Regions from separate parts of the Mus musculus genome. Here region 2 is linked to region 1. A link is a loop called in an ENCODE intact Hi-C map of the cell type or tissue named here. Cell type or tissue: left cerebral cortex. All regions are shown on one strand. Links, peaks and the distances in the headings refer to the core of each region. The heading gives the core; the rest is flanking DNA.

Evidence for each region. Peaks named below come from ENCODE experiments on the same cell type or tissue, not always from the same donor. Only the 100,000 strongest peaks of a DNase experiment are listed, where the experiment ranks them.
Region 2: a loop joins it to region 1, with 7 times the contacts of the local background. A loop is called at or near these places in 2 of 42 quality-filtered maps.

The regions. Positions count from the first base shown.
Region 1 is chr2:122,113,331-122,123,001 of GRCm38, forward strand. It overlaps Spg11 (SPG11, spatacsin vesicle trafficking associated), which reads right to left and starts at 5,056. Exons shown (of 40, transcript NM_145531.2): 1 at 4,791-5,056; 2 at 1,278-1,459. The coding sequence starts at 5,038. It overlaps Patl2 (protein associated with topoisomerase II homolog 2 (yeast)), which reads right to left. Exons shown (of 18, transcript NM_026251.2): 16 at 8,454-8,548; 17 at 7,830-7,978; 18 at 6,778-7,118. The coding sequence ends at 7,855. In left cerebral cortex, for the core only: no CTCF peak of the experiment used is centred there; DNase peaks (open chromatin) are centred at 4,615 and 5,101; H3K4me3 peaks cover 1,615 bases; H3K27ac peaks cover 1,457 bases.
Region 2 is chr2:122,371,634-122,381,304 of GRCm38, forward strand. Gm39918 (predicted gene, 39918) reads left to right here and starts at 3,200. Exons shown (of 3, transcript NR_166177.2): 1 at 3,200-3,272. It overlaps n-THgtg4 (a tRNA gene), which reads right to left and starts at 3,932; the gene lies at 3,861-3,932. n-THgtg3 (a tRNA gene) reads right to left here and starts at 5,801; the gene lies at 5,730-5,801. It overlaps n-THgtg5 (a tRNA gene), which reads left to right and starts at 6,335; the gene lies at 6,335-6,406. In left cerebral cortex, for the core only: no CTCF peak of the experiment used is centred there; DNase peaks (open chromatin) are centred at 3,413, 4,001 and 4,513; H3K4me3 peaks cover 1,737 bases; H3K27ac peaks cover 1,628 bases.

The DNA of each region.
Region 1 (9,671 bases), core at 3,164-5,663:
AAAAAACAGATAAAACAAAGAGGGAAACTGCACTCATTCCAACGCAAGAAAAAGAAGGAGCGGGGCAGTGGAGGCGCATGCCTTTAATCCCAGCACTGGAGAGGCAGAGGCAGGCAGATTTCTGAGTTCGAGGCCAGCCTGGTCTATAGAGTGAGTTCCAGAACAGCCAGGGCTACACAGAGAAACCCTGTCTCGAAACACACACACACACACACACACACACACACACACACACACACACACACACACACACACACGAAGGAACCTTATAGTCAAGGGTAGAAAGGATGTTACTGTAGTAAAAGTGGAGGTCCAGGGGCTTAGAGTTCTGTTGCCTCCTGCTGCAGCTTATCAAGACAAGATTCTCAACAGCTATGCAACCAGTCTAAGTCCACACTGTCCAATTAAAATTCATGACTCATCAATCCATTGGACAGATGAGATTCAATGTGACTGGCAGCCAAAGAAACGTGAAATAAATTTAACATGTATTATTTGGTTCATTACATATAAAATATCTTTCCAATATGGAATTCATACAAAAATTATTAATGAGCTACTCTACTTTCCTTATACTAAGACTTAGCTATTCAAGAGGCAGGAGGATTTTTAAATCCAGGACCAGCTTAGGTAGCTTGGTGATACTCTGCCTGAAAATAAGAGCAAGAAAGGCCTGGGGCTGAGTATGTAGCTCAATGACTGAGTGACAATCTAGCATGTATGAGGCCATGGGTTCACTTCCCAGTATCCCTCTAAAAAACCAGATGGATGTATGATTTCTTCCCCGCTCCCCTCCACCCCTTTTTTTTCCTTTTTGGCAGCCTTACTACGTATCCTAGGTTAGCATCAAACTGAGGTCCTCTGGCTTCTGCCTCAAAAGTGCTGGGATTATAGGCATATCGCCCCTCACTTGCCTGTGACATATATAGCACATTTCTCAGTCACCAAGGGCTTGCCTAGCATTTGTGAGACTCTAGATTTGATTCCCAGTCCTGCAAAAATTAAAGGTACAACTTTATTCCTATTAACTACATTCTGAGTGCTGAACAACTGGCTAGTGGCTATAGTATTGAGCAGTGTAGCCCGCCCTTTTGGTTTCACCTCTATGAGAACTTCTCATAACTTCTCACAAATAGTTGGTCATGGTGGCACACTCCTGACATCCCAGCACTTGTGAAACTGATGGAGGAGGACCACATGTTTGAGGGTGGCCTGTGCTACACAGTCACACTGTCTAAGAAAGGAAGCAAAAGTCCCAGACCTAAAATGACACTTACTGACACCTTGATCTTCAGTGAGCTTCTGCAGTGTCCTCCCACAACAGCCGTGTAATAAGGCTGCGTCACATCTTCCATCTCTCAAGTCAAATTCATATACGAGCAGCTCATAATCTTCTCTGGCAACAAGCAGCTTGGGCCTGTCTCTTGATGTGCTGTTCTGAGACTCCTCCCATAGGAACCTAAGAAAAAAAGTTTAGATTTATTGTGTTTCTATACCCACAATCCCACTAACCACAATAGTGGGGACCAACGGGCAGAACAAGGACAGCTTAGTTCACTGACAGCACCAACTCCACAATCCAGCCTAAGGGAATGAAAACACCGTCACAACTCTCTTCCTTCCCTTCCCTTCCCGTCTCCTAACTTCTTCCCACTCTTTTCCTCTACACTGAGAGTGGGGGTATGAAGTGAACACAGGGCAAGAAACTGTTCCCTTCAGCTTTTTAAACATCTTTTAAAAGCCTAATTATTCTTTGTAGGCCTGACTGTCCTGGTACTTGCTATGTAGACCAGGCTGGCCTCAAACTCACAGAGATCCACCTGTCTCTTCCTCCTGAGTGCTGGGATCAAAGGCATGTGCCACCATACCCAGTTGTAAATTTATTCCTTATAAAGTAAGTATATTACTTATTATAATCAATAAAATGGGCTTATACAGCTGGCGGTGACTCAAGTGGTTGAGAATACTTGTTCACAAATACAGTAACTGCAGTTCCAGGGGATCTGACATCCTTTCCTGGTCTCTGCTGGTACCATGCACATGATGCACATATATACTTGCAGGCAAACGCTCACAAACAAAAAATAAATAATGTTTTAAATGGGCTTTGACTGAATTGGATTATTTCAGATTTAAAAATTAATTATTTACATCTGCAGTCTTTGAGTACTCCAGAATGCTATGTTACAGAACAACCCTCCCTAATAGAACTTTGTGATGATACAAATGTTCTATTTCAGTGCTGCTCAAGACAGCCAACAATCCGTGGGCAGATATGGCTACAGGGCACTTCTACTGTGGGTACTGCAAAAAAGAACTGTTACGGTAAAGACGGTCCAGCTTAGCCACATGTGGCTGGCTAATGACTATCATACTAGACAGCATAGTCACCAAAGTTGGCTAGCAAGGACAGAGAGAGACTAATTATATTACATTATATTTTAAAATAAACCTAAGGGCTGTAGAAGTTGCTTAGGGGCTAAAGAGCTAGCTCCACAGGCTGGAGAGTGGCACTTGGATACTCAGAACCCACACGAGAGCCAGTCAGGCTTGGTGGCCTGGCTGCCTGTAATCCTAGCACTCAGGAGTCAGAGACAAAAGATCCTGGGGACAAGCTAGCCATCTAGACCAACTCAAGCCTGTGAGCTCTTGGTTTCAGATCGAGACTCTGACTCTGAAATGAAGAGGAGGGTCAGCAATGGTTCATCAGGGAAGGACACATGCATGTGCTTTGCAACCTGAGTTGGATCTCTGAACTCCATGTCAAGGTGGATGCAGAGAACCAACCGCATGGAGTTGTTTTCTGACCTCCACAGTTTTATGCTGTGCCATGTTCATGAGCACGTGCACACACACCCAAACATTAATAATAATAAATAAAAAATTCAAATTACTGTGGCAAGCAATCTAGGAAGACACTCAATATCAATATCAGGCCTCCACATGTATACATGCACACATTCACACACATGTAAAAACTAAAATAAAAAGGTCCAAGCTGGGCATAGCAACATTGTCTTAGCTACTCAGAAGGCCGAGGAAGGGTCTCTTGAGCCCAGAAACTGAACACCCTAAGCAACATAGCAAGACTCTATCACTGGGTTGGAGAGATGGCTCAGCGGTTAAGAGGGCAGACTGCTCTTCCAAAGGTCCTGAGTTCAAATCCCAGCAACCACATGGTGGCTCACAACCATCTGTAACAGGGTCTGATGCACTCTTCTAGTGTGTGTCTGAAGACAGCTACAGTGTATTCATAGTAATAAAATAAATAAATCTTAAAAAAAGAAAAGACTATCACTAATATGTATGAGCCAGATCTGGTGACTCGATAGCAATCACTTTCTTTAGTGGCTGAGACAAGAAGACTGAGTTTGGGGCCAGTCTGGGCTACAGAGAAAGACCTATCTTAAGATCAGTCAATATGGCCCAACTCTGAAAACACTAAAAGAGATGAGGCTACCACTCTGATAGTTTCAACTTCTTTTAAAAACTTTGCTTTTCTACAATAATAAGTTTATATTAAATGGGGTGGCTATGAGGTTCTTATTAGAAACACTGACAGTTCCCATTTCTGCCTTTATATACCAAGAACACACAGGCACTCCAACACACACCAGACATGAGAACAGTAGAAAGCTGGGATGGAAGTACGTGCTTATAATTCCAGCATTGGAGAGGAGGAGGTAAGAGGGTTGGGAACTCACAGGCATCCTTGGGTCCAGGCCAGCCTGAGCTCCATGAGACCGTATCACAAGGGGGTAAAAAGATGGGTTAAAATACTTGCTGACTCAGCAAACTCATCTTGTGTCTATAGAGCTGTTGAAGAGCCTGGAGACTCAAAGTGAGATACCTGTTGGCTATACAGTCTCATATAGATTGATCCTAAAATACTTACTTCCCTTTATTAAAAAGGTCAGCATATACTCAGGGGACTTCTAAACTTTATGATGTAAACTGTTTTATGAAAAGTGGAAAGCAATATAATATTGTAATTCTCTACCTTCTCAATCCATGGGAGCCTCATGTCTAAGAAACAGCGGACATGCCAGGTATGGAGTATACAAGCCTGTAATCTCAGCATTAGAAGGGGTAAAACAGGAGGATTGTGAATTGCAAGCCAATCTGGCTATATCTTGAGACTGTGATTTAAACATGGAAAACGTAGGGCTGGAATACCGTTCAGTGACCTCAGAGCACTTGTGTAAATGAATGGACAAGTTTAAAGAGGAGCAGGGGCTGGAGTGGGCGTGGTGGTGGCTGTGTTTGCAAGAAAACATTATTTTAGAGACAAAAAAAAATGCTTTAGAAATAAGCCTTATCTGGCATTTTAAAACAAAGTAGACTGTCTGGTAGTGCAGGCAGAGACAGGCCGATCTCTGTAGGCTCCAGGCTATATTTCGAGTTCTAGAATACCTAGGGATACATAGTGAAGAGGGGGAGGAGGAGGTAGAGAAAGATAGGCTTAGAACTCCTTTCAGTGACAATCTGTATTGAATTAAAGAAACAGGACCTGTGCTGAGACCCATCCAGGGTTTGCAGGGGCTATCAAGGAGTGAGACATCTTCTCTGTCCACCCAGGAAGTGAGCCGTGAGTTGCAACAAGGTGAGGATTTCACTTCGGGATGGGAAAGGTTCCGAGAGGCACGGGGCTCGATCCTGAGGAGGCTCCCCAGTGGTTCATCCTCTCCCACCAACCCAGGGGCCGGCGAGAGGCGAGCCCAGGACTCCCCTCCGGAGCGGCTCAGATTTCAGCCTCCTCCCACAGCCTGCAGCCGTCCCGCAGCACTTACTGCCTAAAGGGTCCTGGGAGGCAGCAGCTGCTCCCACCCCTGCTGCCCGGCGCCAAGGAAAGCACTTGGAGACTGCCCGCAGCCGTCAGGCTCCCCAGGGCCTCCAGCTCTCGGTGCAGCTGCGCCCGCGGTCCCAGCTGCGCCGTCTCCTCAGCTGGGATCCGCACCAGCAGCATGGGCAGGACCCGCTCCATGGCCCCGGCACAGCCGGGGGAGGCAGCACTTCCGGGCCCTGGCTGGGCAGCCATCTTGGCCTGGGCGGTCCTTCCGGTAGAGGCGCCCGAATGCGTCACGGACCTGCGCAGTGATTCGGACCTTGTGACTCTCACGAGAGAGGCGGTCCTGCGCCCGGCATTTGCTCAGCTTGGGGTGGAGGCGGCTCTAAACGGAATCCTGCAAAAACCACGCCTGCCCCTCCCTGCTCAGCTCAATTCAATAATACGCCAGGGCCTTTCAGCTGCTTGTGCTGTCCTTGCTACCAAAGATTTCTAAGGCAGGTGCTTCTTACTCCATTGAAACCCTGTTGCTGGCTCCTCTTCACTTTTTGTGCTGCTCGGTTAACAGGCATCTGGTAGTGCGCTTTTCTTGGTAGCAAGTACTCTTTTAAAGTCTAGAACTAATAAAGAACCCTCTACCATTTTAAAAAAAAAAAAAAAAAGCAGGGCTTCACAACAGACCCCCTCCCCCCATCCCCGGCTTCGAGAAATCGGCCCCTCTACGGAGTGGTATGGAGTTTTGGAAAGCAACTATCTCCATCAGATGCCTGGGATCCCAGAGTTTGAAAAATCAATCTGACTCATTTCCCCCATCAGGAAGTTTTGAAGAGCAGTTTACCAAAAATAAAATAAAATAAAATAAAATAAATTCTACAAGCCCTTCCTCCTCCTGACTGCAAAAACTAATTTTCAGACCCTTCGAGATGAATTTTCTTGTACCCGTGGGTACCCAGTCTCAGGATTTGGGAGTGTAAACTTCTCAGACCAATAGATCTCCTTTTGAGGTCAAACAATCTATTCTTTGTGGTCCTCCACCAAGGACTCTGTTACAAACATGAAGGTTAACATGGAGATTGAAGTCAAACGATATCCTTTGTAACAGATGGATGCATACAGAGTAGAGATGGTGAAATAGTTCACCTTTCAATTTCTTCTGTTTTTCTCAGGAAAGTACAATCTGATACAGAAGAGAAGAGGTAGAGAGCTATTGAAAAGGCATTTGGTCAAGCTATTTATTTGATAAAGGTTCTCTAGTGGCCTTAGACACCTGATCCTCCTTCACCAGCTTTTCAGGTTCTAGGAATACAGGATTATGCCTCCATGCCTACTTAACAGTGTCTTTCTAACACAGCCACTTCTACAAACTGAACATTTTGACTTAATGGCAACCTGCTAACATGCCTTCCTGGCTCAGTCTAAAGTCTAAAGCCCCTCTCTATTCCAGTCACTCTCAAATCATAGTATTTATGACTAATTAACATTTTATGTCAATTCCTGACCAAACTCTATGTAAGCCTGGAAATAGCAGAGACCTGTGCACCACTGTTATCTTCCTGCCTGAATCCCAGCCTGGCTCATAAAAGGTACTTTAGTATTTCTTGATGAATGCAGGACTTCATTTGACAAAATGCTGCCATGTTCTTCTCTTTCTTTCTTTCTTTCTTTCTTTCTTTCTTTCTTTCTTTCTTTCTTTCTTTCTTTCTTTCTTTCTTTCTTTCTTTCTTTTAAATTTACTTTATTTATGAGTACACTGTAGCTGTCTTCAGACACACCAGAAAAGGGCATGGGATCTCATTAAAGGTGGTTGTGAGCCACCATGTGGTTGCTGGGAATTAAACTCAGGACCTCTGGAAGAGCATTGAGTGCCCTTAACCACTGAGCCATCTCTCCAGTCCCCATGTTATTTTCTTATGTCAAGGAAGATGCTTATATCCAAATCTCTCAGCCTTAGCTGAACTGTTTGGTTTACATAAAGTCTGGCAACACGGAAGCAACATCCCAGATTAGACTTTTATTAAATACAAGGCCTTTCCCCTTATTAGGAAGGATATTCTTGACATATTCAAAAAAATGTCCTTCGTTGTAATTCCAAACTTACAAACAAGTTTCAACATATCATTTGATATTTCTTTAATCATACCTAAAGTAGTCATGCCTTAATTTTAGGCAAGTCACCTAGATTTTAAGAAAGGATATGACAATGTGGCAGGGTCCTCCAACATAACAAAGTATAGGAAATGGCCTCAACTGTCACTGTAGACAGGTGATGGAGTTCCGTTTCTGATATTTCAGCTTCTCACATTAACTAATACATCAGTAGATACAGGCAAGCCTACAAAGAACAAGAGTTAACTGCAAACACAATTCCATTTTACAAGTATTTATGGTTTAATTCATGCTTGGCTCATTCTAACAGTGGGTAAGTTCTAAGGACAGAGATGTTCTCTTATTTCTCTTATAGCCTGAAATAGTCTCTCAACTGTTGTTTGAATGAACTAGTTATTCAACTTTTCAGACTATGGCTCTGAAATAGCACCTACAAGTGACCAAACACTGAGAATAAATACAAAGTTGTGGCTAAACAGACCACAGGGCCCTAATGAGTCCAGACTGGGTTACTCAGTAAATGCCTGAGTATCTAGAGCAACTTTTAGATTTTTGTATTACATTTTCACACACATACACACACTCCACAGTGAACCTTTGGAGGTCACAGGACAACTTGCAGGAGTCACTTGCCTCATTACATGATATGAATCTACCTGCTGAGCCATCTCACTGACCCAAGAACTTTGTTTGTTTATTTGGTTGGTTTGGTTTGGGGTTTTTGAGACAGAATCTCATATCTCACTATGTAGTCTTGGCTGGCTTGGAACTCACTTCTGACCCTAAGTGATAAGACCAAAGGCATGTATGACCATGCTTGGCTCATAGAACTAGGTGTAAAGCTCATTATTTTCCATGATCACAGTTTATAGGAGATTTGATGCACAGACTTGGACTGGGCTTGACAAGGTGAGACTTTGTTTATATAAGCACTTACTCCATTCTGGCTTCCAGCTGCTGAACTAATTGCTTGTCCATGTGATGGCAGAACAGGGAAGCAGATTCCTGGGGAAGGCTAGAGGCTCCGCCAAGGATGCTGCAGGCAACTGAGCTATCTCCCAGGCAATCAGAATCACCAAGTCTGTCCTAAGGGACAGAAAAGAGAGGCCTAGCAGAGCCTTTATGTTTATGCAGGAAACTGATGTCCAGGCAAAGTCTGTTATTCCTCTTCCACCACTGTAGGCATAGATTCCATCGCAGACAGCGATTGAGAGGTAACGTCTGTACATTTGCTATGCACCTGATGATGCCTAGCCATCCTCCTTCCTATTTGATTTTAACTCTAAGGAGTTGATAGTACTACTCCCAGCTGAGGAAACTGACTAAGACGTGAAGTGTGTCAAAGTTACATTGCAGTAGACAGGTCTGTCTGACTCGAAGTGTATTTTCTTTAATTACTATGACCCTGTCCCCTGTGGGAAACCAACATTCCGACATAGGACACTATGTAGGGCAGGGCAGGAGAAGATTCAGCACTCGAATCTATTCTTCAGGAACTCTTTCCCAGGGCTCCCACACACCAGGGCATTGGCGTGTATTGACAAGGCCTTTACAGTCTTACCAGGTTGCACAGTCACTGCTGGATCGGAGGGAAGGATCCAGGGATACCAGCTGCTCTCCATGACTCAGCAAGGCATATAGCAGAGATATCCCAAACTGTGAGCGAAATACAGTTCAAGACAAAATGAGGTCTACAGTTCTACAGGCTCCCCTGGCTTTGCTGTCTTCCTCCAACTTAAAGGACAGGCTTGTGTGTACAGATAGAGAGCAATATACAAGAGCTGCCAGATTTTACAGCTAAACAAAGAGCTCTTCCACACCCAAAGGAACCACTGCCCTGAACTTTCCATGCGCTCTCTGAGAGCTGACAAGATGGGGGTCATCTAGTGAATGAGGAGCCTGGACTCTGCTGCAGGTGGTCTGTGGGCCATACTTTCAGAAGCACTACTTTAAGCACACAAGAGCACACAAGAGAATGCCCTAGAAATTGACAGAGACTGTCAAATCTATAGTGGCATACTTAAAAACTTGCTGTTGTAGACTGGGGTGGAGTTCAGTGGTATGGAAAGTGCTGAGTAGACACAGGCCTTGTTTGAATGCTCAGCACAAAGAAAAATATAAGAGCCGGGGCATGGTGGCACACGCCTTTAATCCCAGCACTGGGGAGGCAGAGGCAGGCGGATTTCTGAGTTCGAGGCCAGCCTGGTCTACAAAGTGAGCTCCAGGACAGCCAGGGCTATACAGAGAAACCCTGTCTCGAAAAACCAAGGGAAAAAAAAAACAAAACAAAGAAAAACAAGACTGTCTTTCCTTTAGTCAGGAACTAATATTATAGACACGTGGGATATCTGTCTGCCGTGGGATATCTGTCTGCCTCTCCCTCCCTCCCCCTCCTTCCTCCCCCCCCCCCCCCGCCTCTCTCCCTCTCTCCTCTAAAGGGTATACAATAAAAAGTTTGGAGACACACCTTTAATACCAGCACTTGGGAGGCAGAGGCAGGCGAATTTCGGAGTTTGAGGCCAGCCTGGTCTACAGAGTGAGTTCCAGGACAGCCAAGGCTACACAGAGAATCCCTGTCTCGAAAAAAACCAACCCCCCCCCCAAAAAAAAAAAGGTTTGGAGACTTTCAATGTGGAGGCTCACACCACCTGCAGCCATAGGGAGTCTATCAGAAAAGATGTGCCTCTCCACAGGTCTTAGGTAGTCCAGGTTAGCCCTGAACTCACCATAAAGACTTTGAAGTTCTGATACCCTTGCTTCTATTTTCCCTTACAAGTAG
Region 2 (9,671 bases), core at 2,223-4,722, 260 kb after region 1:
TTTGAAGTTATGACATTCAAAGAGTTGCTAAGAGACCCAAATGAGACCACAAGGTGCTTCCTTAGGGGTCCCCAATAAGGCTATAATTGATAAGGTAAAAGTGTAGCTCACTAGGACACAGGGATGTAGGGTAACTCTACTATAGCAAAGCTAGCGGTCCTGAATGAGAGCCTACCCAAGGCCATATGCATCCAGAACTTAAGCCTGCTATTACTTCAGCATAAAATGTCTATGAATGACCAGGAGCATACAAAGGCAGGCAGGCAGAGCAGCTTTTCTGTTGGAATTTTTTAACATAAAAAAAAAAGTGTGTGTGTGTGTGTGTGTCTAGGTTAGAGTTGCTTCTCTCCTTCCACAATTCTACCCGGAACTGAACTTAGACTGTTATTGCCTCGGTGGTAGGAACTTTTAGAAGCTTCAATCAGACTCTGGAGTGAGGAAAATCTTCTGTTTTCCTATGCCGTCATATTTCTCAGTTTTTCTATACTCCCTCGAGATTTGGGTAGATGAAATGAAGAGTAAAGTGCCATTCCGATCCAGGAGGCATCAGAGAGCCAAGCAAAGGAATAGAGGTGGAGCCCAGCATGGTATGCAGACAGTAGTCACAGGGGTGAGGGGTGGCTCAGCAGCTAAGAACACCTGTTGCTTTCACAGAAGACCTGGATTCAATTCTCAGTAAGCACATGGCAGCTCACAGCTGCCTATAAACTCCAGTTCCAGGAGATCTGGTATTCTCTTCTGGCCTCTGAGGGCTCCTGCACACACATGGTGCACATATACTCAGGCACACATAGACATCCATGTAAAATAGATACATTAAACCATTTCTCAACCTGACTGTGACAGCTCTCACGTACCTTTGATCACAACATTCTAGAAGCAGAGGCAGGCAGATGTCTGAGTTTGAAGCCAGCCTGGATGAGCCTCAGACCAGCCAAAGCTACACAGGGAGATCCTATTAAAACAAAACAACAACAACAACTACTACTACTACTACTACTACTACTACTACTACTACTACTACTATTTTCAGGGGCTGAAGAGATGGTGTCGTAGTTAAGGCCACCAGCTACTCTCCAGAGACCCTGGGTTCAGATCCCAGTGCCCACACAGAAGCTTTTGACTCTTTGTGACTCTAGTTCCAGAGGACCTCATACCCTCTTCTGGCCTTGACAGGTACCAGGCATGCACATGGGGCACAGACATACATGCAAGTGAGAGACCCATATACATTTAAAAATAGAACAAAACACCACTTTTCAGGTTCTGCAGTTAAGAGCATCTGCTGCTCTTTCAAGAGAACTGAGTTTGACTCTCAAAACCCATGTCAGGAGGCTCACAGCTACGTGTAACTCTAGCTCCAGGGCCTCGGACACTGTCTTCTGGCCTCCGTAGGTAATTGCCTGCCTCTCTCTCTCTGTCTCTCTCTCTCAACAAGTAAATGAATTTAAAAAAAAAACCTTTAAAAAATCTCTGTGTGCTATATAACCTATTCTCATCATTATATCATAATTCCTTTGATGCCCAAATTCTCCCAACTTGGCCAATGGGAGAGACCCTTCCTGAGAGGTGCCTCTATACTTTTTACTTGACCTCAGCGATCTTTTCTCTTCTCTTTCTCAGATATACTTTGTTATTCATTAAGACTGAGACTGAGTTCCATTTGTACCAACTTAAAAAAATACATATGGGTAGGTGTGTTGCTTGCTTGTGCGTCTATGTACCACTTGTGTGCAAGAAGAGGGCGTTGGATCTTGTTACGGATGGTTGTGGACCATTGTGTAGTCCACACAATGCTGAGGATGGAACCCAGGCCACTCTTAGTCACAGAACCTCTCTTCCTCATTGTACCATTTTCTGTTTGGCCTGCATAGTTTTGGTTAAATCGCGGTTTAAAAAAATTAAATCAACTTCCAGTGTTTTAAATTATGAGACATCTTGCACAAAACTCCAAGTTCCTGTCATCTCCTAAAACACCAGAAAGTCTGGCACACTGGGCTTAGATTCTCATCAAGAACAAGTGTCAGAAGATGACACTAGGGTGACTTCAAATGAAGTCAAATTGTCAGAGAAGGTCTTAGGATTTCATCGGAGCTCCAAACTTTTACCACTGACTTTCGCTCCTTTTCTTACTGTCTTGTCCCATTGAAGGCTGAGAAAAAAATGAAAGGCAAAGAGGAAGGGATCAAAGAGAAGGAGAGAAAGAGGAAAGGACTTTGTGTGACTGGAAAAACGGGAGGGCACTCTTTTCTCTTATTGTAGAACCGTAGAATCTCTCTCTAATATGAAAATAATATAAATCTTGCAATCACAAAGCAAACCTTGCAACTCATTTATAGACTATAAGAAATCTCCTGAAGTCAGGCACTTATGTGTATCTGTAATCTCAACTGCTTTAGAAGTTCAAGGACTGGGATTGAGGCAACCTAGATGTGAGACAAAGCAAGATTCCGGGGGAGGCGGAAGCCAAAGCCCCAAAGCGCCTGTTCAAATATTCATTTTGGAGCTAGGTGTGGTAGTATACTGCTGCAATCTCTGTACTCAGGAGGTTGGGGCAGGGGAATCCCAAGGTAACTTTGACAGGCAAGTGAGTTCAAGGCCAGCCTCAGCTACATGAGACTGCCTCAAAAAAACCAAACCAAACCAAACCAAAAATAAACACCCCCCCCCAAAAACCCCCCAAATTAGGTGGAGCTGCGTGTTTGGAGCACAATCATGGTCAAGATTTAGTCAGTACATCCGAATGGTGGTGCACAGCTGTAAACACAGCACTTTTGGCCTTCCTGGGTATGATGTGTGTGTGTGTGTGTATGTATGTATGTATGTATGTATGTATGTATGTATATGCAAAATTCTAATGCAAATAAAGCAAAATAAATATTTTTAAAAGATCTTAAAAACAAAACCAAAAGCCTAAAACAATGAAAGCAATAAAAACAAAAGCCAGAGTAAAACCCGCAATAAAAAGGACTCAGTGAGTCCTGCCTGCATTGCACTTGTGTTTTTTTGTTTGTTTGTTTTTGTTTTTTAACTTTAGTGGCTTTGCTTCAATTATATCTTTCTTGGCAATAAGAGATGAGAATGGAGGGCTGTCAAGTAGACTGTCAAGACAATTTTCTCGTCTAGTCTCCAAATTTGGGTCTTAATGGATCATCGCTTTCTTCTGTTTTACCACACTAAACTGTCCCCAACTCGCAATAGATGGGCAGGAGGGACGGGAGGCGAGAGATGCAAGGAAGACAGGCCTCGAGATGGATGGAGATTCCCTCAGTGTGAGTACTTTTACCCACTTATATAAATCTGTCACCTGCCTCGTATTCTGTTCTCATATCATAATTTTTTGGGAGTTGGAGGTGTCGGTATGTTATGTAAGAGGAGGAATATCTTCACACGTATGGATACATAAGTATTTGTTGCACTAGGACTATCATGGCAAGATAATGGCACTGGAAAATGGCAATAATTGGTGGATGACGTGAAGAATGAGAAGAAACCTTTCTGTTAGACTTGGTCACACGCAGTCTGTAATTACAAACGAACGACCCGATTTTTAAAATTAAAAACGGAGGTGCGGGAAATCTCTACAAGGGCACAGGGACGCTGTTTTCGGTCGTGTTGAATGGCTTAGATAACGGTTTTTCAGAAGGAAGGGATTAGAAACTGTTCGATCTGAAGCCGTAGTTAGAGCGTTAAAGAATTCTTAGATGCGCGATCGTTAGAGTAGCTCAATTTTCAAAGTAAGAGGGAAAAAAAAAAAAAAAAACAAACCAAACCAGTGAATCTTGTAAAAAACATGGAAATTAAAAAAAAAAAAAAAAAAAAAAAGACTGGATCCCCTTGCCGTGCCATTGTTGCCACAATGCCGTGACTCGGATTCGAACCGAGGTTGCTGCGGCCACAACGCAGAGTACTAACCACTATACGATCACGGCGAGCTACCAGGGACCTGTAATATTGCTCTTCTGAATATGCTCTTCAATACTCATAGGCCTTCCCACTTCCTGCGTCACTAAATGACCCGTGTGCTGGGCGGGACTCCAACCTAGCAGAGCCTGCGATGCGCAGGCGCATTGAATTCTCGCCGCTAACTAGGCTTCACTTTGGTTCGGTAATCTGGGGCTTGCGAGAGATGTTGGAGGTGGCCGGAGACCTCCTGAGCATCCGGGGACCCGAGGTGACTGTCTTGGGGAAGCCGGTCTCCGGGGCCTGGACCCTTACCAGTGGACTCTGCAGAGTTCTCCTGCCTGCAGGGCCGTTCCCCAGTGGGTCTCCTGGCTGCAGATCCACCCCGCACCCTATATCAGCGACCGATGAGGACCTTTGCTGAGAGTGCGGCGGATGCCCTCGGTACTGAGTTAGCAGTTTGGACAGAACTCTATTGAATGCCGGTCAGCTTCGGCTTTCCGCCCCCATGACTTCTCTCTTCCTTGCAGCCTCTCCCACTTATCCCACATTTAGGATGGCTAAATCCTCTCTCCTTGATGCTCCCGCTCGGCTTTGCGCCCACTTCTGACCCCATTGGGCGGCAACTGGGACTCGGTCCGGTTTTCTTCTTGTCCATCAGCGCTCCCACCCACACGGCGCCTAGCCTGTGACGGCTTCCACAGAGAGGCAGTGATATTTGCTAAACCAAGAAGGTGCCAGTGGTTTCTCACAAGTGAGTTCAAAGTGGCCACTTTTTACTCTCCTCTGCAGAGCCACCAGAGATCTCGCAAAACACCAGCTAAATCCTTTCACTATTTCACGTCCCAGACTGCAGGACATCCGCCTGCTTTTCCCTCACGCGGCTTTCAGTGTCGTTTCCCGCCCCCAGCGACTGGCGCCCATTCACTCAACAGGTTCTTGAGGTTCTAGCTGTCAGCCGAGCCAGGCCCTAGAGCGCTGTGGGAGCGGGCAGGTCCTAAAAATGACCCAGGGAGAACACTTAGGAGAGGAATCACGACAGACAGAGCCTTTTAATGACTGTGTTCAACCCTTTGTACATTAAATTGCTGTTTGACAGATTCCCATTCTCCTTGTAAAAGCTATCTCAAATGTCACACCCTCTGCGGAGCTGCTGCTGCTTCTTCTTCTTCTTCTTCTTCTTCTTCTTCTTCTTCTTCTTCTTCTTCTTCTTCTTCTTCTTCTTCTTCTTCTTCTTCTTCTTCTTTTCTTCTTCTTCTTCTTCTTCTTCTTCTTCTTCTTCTTCTTCTTCTTCTTCTTCTTCTTCTTCTTCTTCTTCTTCCTTCTTCTTCTTCTTCTTCTTCTTCTTCTTCTTCTTCTTCTTCTTCTTCTTCTTCTTCTTCTTCTTCTTCTTCTTTCTTCTTCTTCTTCTTCTTCTTCTTCTTCTTCTTCTTCTTCTTCTTCTTCTTCTTCTTCTTCTTCTTCTTCTTCTTCTTCTTTTTTTAAATCACTTCGGCGTCTACGTTACTGCTTTGATGGAAATTTGTAAAAAGTATGTATAGGAGACTAAGAAAAACCAACGTATTTTTACAATATATATTGAAAACAGTTAGATATATACATTGCATTTTTCTGGCTGACGCAATTCTCTGTACTTCGGGTGCAAACACCATCCCTCTAACATACTGGAAGCTTTTGTGCGCCTGCAGTTTAATTTAGCCCGCGCTGGTATAAAACCCTAATTCTCAACAGGCAGTTTGAGATTAATTTTCTAGAATGTTAGCTAAGTATTAAAATCGAACAGAAGAATAAAATACAGCTCCCTTGCCGTGCCATTGTTGCCACAATGCCGTGACTCGGATTCGAACCGAGGTTGCTGCGGCCACAACGCAGAGTACTAACCACTATACGATCACGGCGAGCTACCGGGAACTTAAGGTCAGGACTCCTTCCTTGGTCTCTTCTGTGTTGGATGCCCCGCCCCTTTTGACGTCATCGGGTTGCTGGCATTTGTTTCTGCCTATCAACGGCGGGACTTATGAGTGTGCGCAGGCGCTTTGGTTTCCCTGGCTAGATCTGTGCGCTAGCGTAAAGAAGCCCTCCGCTTCGCAGCAGTGGTAACAGCGGCCGACTGGGCCTCTTTTTTTCCTTGTTTTTTTTATTTAATTTTTAATTTTAATTTTGAGTCTGTGTCTGATTCGGGACAGGCTGGCCTCTAACGTCCCGAGTTTTAGGTTCCTAGGCGCCACCACGCTGGGCTTGCCAAGCATTTTCATGGCTGTCTTTTTGTGGTGCGTTTCCAAGCCAAATAGAAACTCAAGAAGACTGTGGTCAATCGTTGTGGTTCGCTGGGGCCCCCCCAGTACATCAGCATAGGGATGGCAGGGGATGGATCGTCCCTGTCTCAAGAGTCGCACTGGTTACACAGCACAGTGTGGCGTTCCGGTAGCTCGCCGTGATCGTATAGTGGTTAGTACTCTGCGTTGTGGCCGCAGCAACCTCGGTTCGAATCCGAGTCACGGCATTGTGGCAACAATGGTACGGCAAGGGCGCCTTTTTAGTGAAGGCGTTGTAATGCCCGGGCTAATTCTCCTATGTCCCTGTTGCTCATGATGAAGGCATTATAATGCGTGGTTAATTCTCAAAAACACTATACTATGTCACGAGCGACTGACTTTACAGCTTGTTGGTTTAGTCACCTTACTTTTGTTAATATCTCTGCGTGGTACTTTCTATTTTCCTAATTCAACGGTTAATCACATTTTAGTCTTTTAAAAACCTTACAAGACTTAAGAGTTCATCACGGAGGGCATAGGAATTATAGGAACAATGCGAAAATTAGGGGTTAGAATTAAAATTAGGGTTAGGTAGGAAAACAAACCGAACCTTTTTTGGTTCAGATCATATGACAAATGAAAGATACTACCACACTGAAGGGACTAGTTTTTTGTGGTCACTGTGGCGTGCTAAGATAGCCTCGTGGGTGCTGGTGTTTTTCTCCTCTTCCCAGTCTACCTCACATTAAAGCAAATTATCACGTTGTTTTGTGTGCTCTTAAAAAAAACCCTCAAGCTCCACAAATTCGGGTCTATTATTCGGCATTAGGCCAAATGGAAGTGAATTTTCCACCTAGCTCTTGAATGCTTACTTGATGGTGGCTGTGTGGTTGTCAAGAAAGGACCCAGAGAAGAATGAAGTTCTCCAGCTCCTCCTAGGGGCTCTGGGATGGCAAAGCAAGTCAGGAAACATTCCTGGGAAAGATAGGTGTTGTAATGTCTTTCACCCATAATCCATCAGAACAGCTTACTGAACAGTGTAGAAAATCAAGACTTCATTGCAGCCCCACCCCCTAAGTCCCTAAACAAACAAAAGACAACAAAAACCACCCTCGCAGGCTGTAATTTCCCTGGGTCTCCTGGCATTTTAGGAGATTTGGTGAGTTTAAAGCCACATAACAGGACAGCTTGCGCCTTACAAGTGTTGCTGAACAAAATATAGTAGGTGAATGTGAAAACCCATTGGGCTTTGTGTGAACAGTCATGTATCTAGGCAGTATCACCAAACCCAGCAGACTAGTCACCAGGACTGTGGCAGCTGTTCCTGGGCTGGCCTTGCTAGCCCTGTTCCCATGAGCTGCACCCACACCAGGGCTTGGGAGAGATGCAAGCATTCCCTCCTGAGGGAGACATAAACCAGGTCGACCTCCCTCTCTAAGGTCCCAGTAACAAAGAAAGTACAGTTCTGTCAGAGGTCCCTCAGGAACTAGAAGGTTGTTGGGTTTATTTATAGAGTCTGAGTGAGGGGTTACTGACAGGTGACCATAAAGTGGCCACATTAGAAAGTCTTCACCCAGCAAGATGACTTCTTCCTGAAGTCACATAGAGGGAGTCCCCTTCAGTCAACCTCCCCCAGCATGTAAACTGTCTCTGGAGACCCGAGGTCACATGAAATTAGAGCAGAATGGCATGCAGGTGCCCAGGAAGAGTGACTGGGGTCTTAGGGAGAGTCCTGTGACCAACAGCAACCATCCACTGGCTCAGTCATGATGGCTGCTTCCAACCAGGCACAACTGACCTGGTCAAGACAGTTGCTCTTTTGCTTGGATGACGAAGGAGGAAGGAACAGTCACTCTGATATTATTTAGGGTGCAGCAAGCGGTCCATTTTATGTGTTAATTAAGTCAAAGGCAGGAAAAGTTTGAAAGTGAAGCAAAGCCAAGGTTTATTCAAAGTGGACAATTTCATAGAGTTAAAAAAGAAAAGGAAAGGAAAGGAAAGGAAAGGAAAGGAAAGGAAAGGAAAGGAAAGGAAAGGAAAGGAAAGGAAAGGAAAGGAAAGGAAAGGAAAGTTCCTCCGGGCAGGCAACTTGTCAATCTAGCAGCCCAGAGGAGGAGAATGTCGAGAGAAAGAGTGAAAGGGAAAAGCCATTTAAGTAAAGCCAGAAAGGAAGGGTGCATCAGAGAAAGAGTAAGGAAGCCCAGTTACTATAGTGGAAAAGCACATATAGGCTCTGGAAGCAGAGAAATAGCCAAGAAAGAACCAAAAGGAAATATTTACAGCTTTTAAAACCAGGACTCATTAAGGTGGGCAGACCCAGCAGGATCTCATAGCAGCTTGTAGGAACTGTACCAGGAACAGACATTCCGGGAAGCCAAAGTATAGCATTTTGTTAAAGAGATAATTGTTCCATTTGTCTCTTTAGCATGGTTTAAGGTGAGCCTTCCTAGGGGTGGTCCCTTGGCAAGATGATTGACAAACTGTCTTAGCTTCTGGGTAGCTGGAGTTGTTAGATCTCCATTCACGTGAGAGCTTTCATCCTGTTGACAGAACTAGGCTGTTCTGTTGCTGTGTCAACTCTCTACGAACACAGTAAAACAGTCAAGAAAACACAGCTCAGAAACACCTGGTATCTGAGATACCCCACTGGTCACCCATATCTACGGCCAAGAATGCAGAGGAAGCTAAGGAAATGTAGCATGACCCAGATGCTGCAGGGTCTGGCAGTGGGGTTGGGTGGGGTGGAGTGCAGGAGGATGCTCAGGTTGACAGCTGCCCTTCTGGACAGGAATATTGTCACTCTGGAGATGGGACAACCTAGCCTCTACTAAGGAACTCTGCTTGTTTTCCTTGCTCTGATTTCTGGGCGTCAGATCAGGCTGATCTAGTGACTTGCCTGCCCATTAGACTTGCCTTCAGGGAAGAGGGACCATTGCTGTTGACAAGCCCCTGAGTTCTTGGCTTGGCTTGTACACCTTACTGTGTTGTTTTCTGTTCAGACTCCTGGGCAAGATTGGTGGGATTCATTTCTTCTGCTTATCTGGGCTGATGAGGCTTCTGGGCTGGCAATGGTGAGAGCCAGAGCCCCCGAGAGCCTGGCCTGGGATGACGTCACCATGACCCAGTTGGCACACTCAGCGGCCAATCGACACCCTCCTTCCCTGCTCTCACCTTAAAACTGTTTTGTTTTGTTCGCTTTTGTTTGTGTTTTATGCTATAAATGTTGTCACTAGACACCACCTTTTCTAGGTTGGAGTGCCCGTAAAGAAGCAGGCGGTGTTAAGAGTTCCTTCAGCGGACATCCCAGCTCCAGCAGTCTCCATTTTGGTTAGATTTCTCCAGGTTTCCCATCAGCTCTTAACTTTTTTTTTTCCAGCAGCGACCTTTAACTCCACTAGGAGGCGCTCTATCCCAAGCGGTTGACTTGGGAAGCAGAAACTAGGGGAGTCAATTAATTTGGGAGACACATCTGACCTAGTTGAGGCATCCCTCTGGCTTCTCCAGAAGTTCCAC